2 separate regions of the Homo sapiens genome follow, and region 2 is linked to region 1. A link is a contact called in ENCODE Hi-C or POLR2A ChIA-PET data. All regions are on one chromosome and are shown on one strand. The core of a region is the stretch at or near the end of the contact, and the rest is flanking DNA. Distances in the headings are between cores, read along the strand shown.

Evidence for each region. A loop is a pair of places that touch in the nucleus more often than their neighbours do. ChIA-PET counts read pairs that join two places held with the same protein, here RNA polymerase II (POLR2A). Pooled maps may share reads with other maps.
Region 2: a loop to region 1 is called in a map of aorta, with 2.3 times the contacts of the local background. The contact joins two enhancer-like sites. A Hi-C loop is called at or near these places in 1 of 168 maps with a recorded cell type or tissue (aorta) and 4 of 50 pooled maps. POLR2A ChIA-PET finds 5 or more read pairs at or near these places in 1 of 52 experiments (MCF 10A).

What each region holds. Positions count from the first base shown.
Region 1 is chr3:37,598,057-37,600,756 of GRCh38, reverse strand. The region is part of intron 15 of ITGA9 (integrin subunit alpha 9); the gene reads right to left. Among named protein-coding and RNA genes, the nearest start is that of ITGA9, 150 kb to the right of the region's middle. Within about 2 kb of position 1,401, at least 2 of the 41 ENCODE cell types and tissues checked have a DNase peak (open chromatin) inside an H3K27ac peak, as active enhancers do.
Region 2 is chr3:37,644,680-37,647,397 of GRCh38, reverse strand. The region is part of intron 16 of ITGA9 (integrin subunit alpha 9); the gene reads right to left. Among named protein-coding and RNA genes, the nearest start is that of ITGA9, 190 kb to the right of the region's middle. Within about 2 kb of position 1,422, at least 6 of the 41 ENCODE cell types and tissues checked have a DNase peak (open chromatin) inside an H3K27ac peak, as active enhancers do.

The sequences.
Region 1 (2,700 bases), core at 152-2,651:
AGAGTGCTTTCTGCCCATGGAGCTCCAGTGGGGAGATGAGACTGATCCACAGACCACTTTAAGGCTGGCTCTGAGGAGTTGTAGATCACAGTGAGTCATGAAGGGAAGGGAGGCATCCGTAAGGGCTTCTTGAGATGGAGGTGACAGTGTCATATCTCAATGCTGAACCCCTGCAGATGGTGGCCACATCCAGCCAGGCCCCCTGCTCTGCCTGGCTGTTCTCTACCGCGGGCCCTGCATCGTGGAGCCCATTCCTTCTCCGGGCCTGCTTGGAAGAATGGAAAAACAAAGAGTATGTGTGGGGCTAGGGAAGAGGCCACCTTGGCTCGAGTGTAGCACAGGAATAGGCCACAGAGGAATAGGACAGCAGGTTAAACTGAGATCATTAGGGAAGGGGCTTGACATCCCACTTAAGAATCTATAACCAGAGGTGATGGGTGGTTCTCATAGTTTTCTGGACAGGTAATGAAACTGAAGTCCTTGAATATGGGAGAAATACCTTAATTCCTTATTCCTCTGTATCTCTGGCTCCTAGAACAGAGTCTCGTATACAATAAGTGCTTATTTTTTATTGACTAAGTAATTTCTAAAATTATTGTATTTATAATGTTAGGATGTTAAGGAGGTCTTGAGGAAGGCTCAGTAATGAGAAAGGATGAAATGCCCATCTTCTGTTTACTGAAAGCCTCATTTCATAGTGACTTCTGCAAGGATAAGAGTCCCGCTTTCCCACATAGTCCATTTCCCTTTCCCAAATTTCCAGTATAGCTGACTATGCATTCCTTACTGCTTTACGAATCTCAACTCCTGAGTTCATATTATACCATTACAGAGGTGATGATCTCCCCTACTGCCTCAGGGAAGGGTAAACCTACAGAGACTACATTTTCCAAACTAAATAATTAGAATGCACAATCAGTTTATGAGAAACATGCAAAATACATAAAATGTTATTTTCTACTGAGAATTTACTATGCATTAGGTACATGTGCATTTACCTCAAAATGATCTTGTGAGATAGATTCTATCAGTGTTTTCATTTTATAGACGAAGGTTAAGTAAAGAATCATGGCTTGAGAGCCCCATGGGACTCCAAAGCCCATGGGCTCAGTCCACTGCATATGACCACAATGTTCTACCTGTCCCTACATATGTGTCATGAAAAGATGATACAGTAGCTCCTCCCATCATCAGGAAGAGGCTATTTTCCCATCCCTTGAACTTACTTTGGCCAAGAGAATGTGTAAGAAATGACATCATGCCACTTCTGAAGCCCATGCCTCAAAAGGCCTTGCCTACTTCCACTCTCACTTGTAGAACCTCCTAACCATGTAAACAAGCCCAGGCCAGCCTGCTGGATGATGATAGGCATTGGCCCAGCCACACTGTCACCTCAGCCAACTCTAAAACATCTGACTGAGCCAGCCTCCAGCCAGCCTGCAAGCTGAACCCTAACACATGAGTGAGCCCAGCCAAAATCAGCCACGCCCCACCCAGATCAGCAGAACTATCCAGCTAACCCAGAGACTTATACACAATAATAAATGGCTGTTGTGTTAAGCCATTAAATTTGAGGAAGGTTTGTTACTCAGCAAATGCTAACTGACACACTATGCCGTGCACCTATGCACTTCTGTTGCTCAGGGAAAGAACTGAATCCTTCCTATAAGAATGAGGTTCTTAGCAGCAGCCATTCCTGCTGGCTTCTCAGTCTTAAGGCAACTCTGCTTCTCACCACATTTGCTTTCATTCCGTGGTATTCTTTATTATAATTCTTGACAAATTCTTTCCAGATGTCTGCATGAAAAGTAACAAAGGAAAGGCATCACCCACTGGGCTTAACTGGTCACTGGTGCAGCCCTCCCCACAAACCCACGGATCCTTTAAAACACACATGCCAAAGTGTCCCAGCCTTAGGTTCAAGTGGGGAGATTCCTGGTGGGAAGGACCCTCAGAGACTTCTGAGCTTCCCCTACTTCAGTTGCTTCCTCCTCAGCCCACCATTATGAACCACCTTTGGTTGTGAAAAATAAAGTTTTGTAAGCAGAGGGGGCTTGACACACTTGGGGCCTAAGGGTAGGCCCTCTGCTTGTGAATGAGGGGCAAAATCCCATAGAGCAGCAGTGTATCTCAGGGCTAATACCCCTGGCCAGCCAATCTTGACCTCTCTCACTCTGACCTCATTCTGTGCCAAGATCTTCCTGACCCCCCTGACTCTCCCACTGGACATTGATTAATCACTACTGTCTCCCAAGCATCTTAAAGAATACCTTGCACATCATAGGTGCCAAATAAATGTTTGTGGAATAAAATAAATCTCTCCCTTCCTACAGAAATTTCCATGGCTCCCCAGTGCCAGCAAAATACAATTAGAGCTCCCTGGCACCATCCCCTCCCCCAGGGCAGAGAGGCTTCTGCCCACCTTTCAGCACACTCTCCCACCTCTTCACTCACACAGCCTTTGAACATGCTCTTTCTTCTGCCTAGAATTATCTTCCCTTCATTTGAGCTCTTTTTAATCTTTTCATAGTCTTTTTTATTTCTATACCTGCGTCATAGGCAGAATTATTTACCCTCTCAGGATGGTATAGTGGGAATGAGATGTTATTACTCTTATGTAATCCTGACTACCCAGTGAGATAAATTTTCCTAGCCCCATTTTACAGATAAAGACATTAAGCCACAAAGTGTAAAATAAAT
Region 2 (2,718 bases), core at 173-2,672, 47 kb before region 1:
TAAATGTACATCAAAACATCATTTTATATACCTTACATACATTAAAAAACAATGAAATCAAATTCATGAACAAAATAAATGTTATTTTAAGCTACTAAATTTCAGAGTTTGTTATGCAGCAATAGAATACCAGAATACTCAGCCAACCTAATGGCCTTCCCTAACTTGGGCAATGCTATTAACAAAAATGGGCTGCACAATCCAATCCCTGCCAAAGTCTTGGCTTAGGTAAGACCTTCCATAGGCTAGGAATGCAATTGTTTAATAGGTAAAAAAACAATACACCATGGAATCAAGAGACCTGAGTCACGCACTGGGGAGCCTGAGGTTGAAACTCAGTGCCTGTGTTCTAGTCCTGGATTAGTCTCTTTGGGCAAATGGCCAATTTGTTTCCTAAGGAACTGAAAGGCATCTCTCTGGAGCAGGAGGGTGGACAGACTAAAGCCTTGGAATACTAGATGACAATGCAGTTTCAAAAACCAAGTAGAAATGACTTCTCCTTGGTACAAAGTACAGGTTCTCCATGAAGCCAATGGCCCAAACTCCTGATTTTCCTCTGAGGGAACAATCCCAATAGCTCCAGCTTGGGCCTTTAAAAAAAGGCCTCAGCCTGATTTTATCCACATCCTCCTAAGTCCTCTGGCAAACACAAGCTTGGCTGCTTCAATCAGACAAATCGGAACCCAGCTTGGAAGCAGTCTCTTCCACCTCCCTCCAGACTTCACCTGCTAGTTGGCCAAAGCCCTGTCTAGTTATTTCCCTGGAAGAAGTTTTTCCAGCAAATGTAAACAGATCTAAGAAGCCATCATCTCTTATTCCTCCCTAGTTAAAGGAGGTTCAAACCTTTCTCTCGGGAGACAACTGTTTCCTGTCTCAGGCTTCAGAGAGCTGAAGACTGGACATCCAGTGGCCTCCTCAGCCTCATGGACTCGATTTCTCTGCTGGCTCCTTCCTCACCTTGGTCTTCATCTCAGGTTTCCCTGGAGAATACAGTTGTCTTTGAAAATATTTTCTCCAGCTTCTCACTAAATCCTTACTCTACTTCTTTTAGAACAAGGCTGGCAACTTTTTCTGAAAAGGGTGAGACAGTATATGTTTTGGGCTTGTAGGCTATATGGTCTCAGTCACACTACTCAACTCTGCTGTTGTAGAGCAAAAGCAGCCATAGATAATACATAAGGGAATGGGCATAGATGTGTTCCAATAAAACTTTATTTACAAAAACAGGCAGTGGTGGATTTGGCCTATGGGCTGTTTGTTGAATCCTGTTTTAGAATATTTGGCTATGTTTCTTCATTTCCTTCAGGCCAGGAAAAAAAAGATTTCAATGAATCCAGCTCAAGTTGCATTTTCCTCTGAGTCAGAGTAAGGACGCTGGGGCTGGCTGTGCTTCTCTTACAGTGCCATGGTCACCAAGGCCAGGGCAGCTTTGGGGACATGTGATTCAGAAATAGCAGCTCAGTGTCCGCTCCTGGCTGAGGGTGACTTCAGAGAGGATGTCATCTAGGTGCTAAGGCCTTGGGAAGGGTAGCTCATTTCTCCCACCCAAATCTGTACCAGAAAATCTTCACTTCTGATCTAACAGGAAATAGGATTCTTAGCCTAGTCCAGCTATCATGTTCAGAGGAGGATCAGTTTCTTGGACTTGGTGATATTTGCTTTTAAAAAATACAATTATTGACATGGATTCAACACTGTTTATAGGGTTGATATGACAACCAAATCCCATGCTGAGGCCTAAAAAAAGTAGAAGAATTGGACTGAATAATCCCACACCAAGAAGAGCAAACAAGAAGGCTATTTTTAAGCTGATTTGATCAATGCATTTTTTTTTTGAGATGAGTCTTGTTCTGTCGCCCAAGCTGGAGTGCAGTGGCACGATCTTGGCTAACTGCAACCTCTACCTCCTGGGTTCAAGTCTCGTGCCTCAGCCTCCTGAGTAGCTAGGATTACAGGCACGTACCACCATGCCCCGCTAATTTTTGTGTTTTTAGTAGAGATGGGGTTTCCCCGTGTTGCCAGGCTGGTCTCTAATTCCTGATCTCAAGTGATCTGCCCGTCTCAGCCTCCCAAACTGCTGGGATTACACGCGTGAGCCACCGTGCCTGGCCTAGCAATATATTTCTTGATATGCGGTATGACTTAGCAGAAGGTCTCTGCCCCTATGGTGAAGCATCCTGTCTGGATGACAGGAGTGACATTTCTGAACTGGTGTTCCTTCTATAGCCCCACACAAGTTTCCAGAGGCCCTAATCATGTAATTCATGTTTATAACCCCCAGCACCTAGCACAGTATTTAAATTTTTTTTTGTATTCATATAAATACCATGACCTGAGTGTAAGAGGTTTCTCCCTCCCAATTCTGTTTCAATGGGCTGTTTTCCCAGAATCCAAAACTGCCCTTCATGTGGCACGTTATAAGAGTGCAGGAATTTCAGCTCCATTCAGCCCCATGCCTAAACGAAGGAAGGAAAAGGCTCATTGCCTCTTAAAATCAAGGCATACACTGTTGCTTTCTAAAACATTCATATCCTCAAGAATCAATGAAAGGCAAATCGTTCATGAAATTAAAGCTGAGGAATCCTTCTATCTCAGGGTCTGTACAAATTGTCCTTCCAGATTTTGAAACCATGGAAGGATAAAAAAACCCTCTTGGTTTCCCTTTAAATACAAACCCGGCACCAATTTTGCTTTATGGTCCTGTGGAAAAACTAGAAA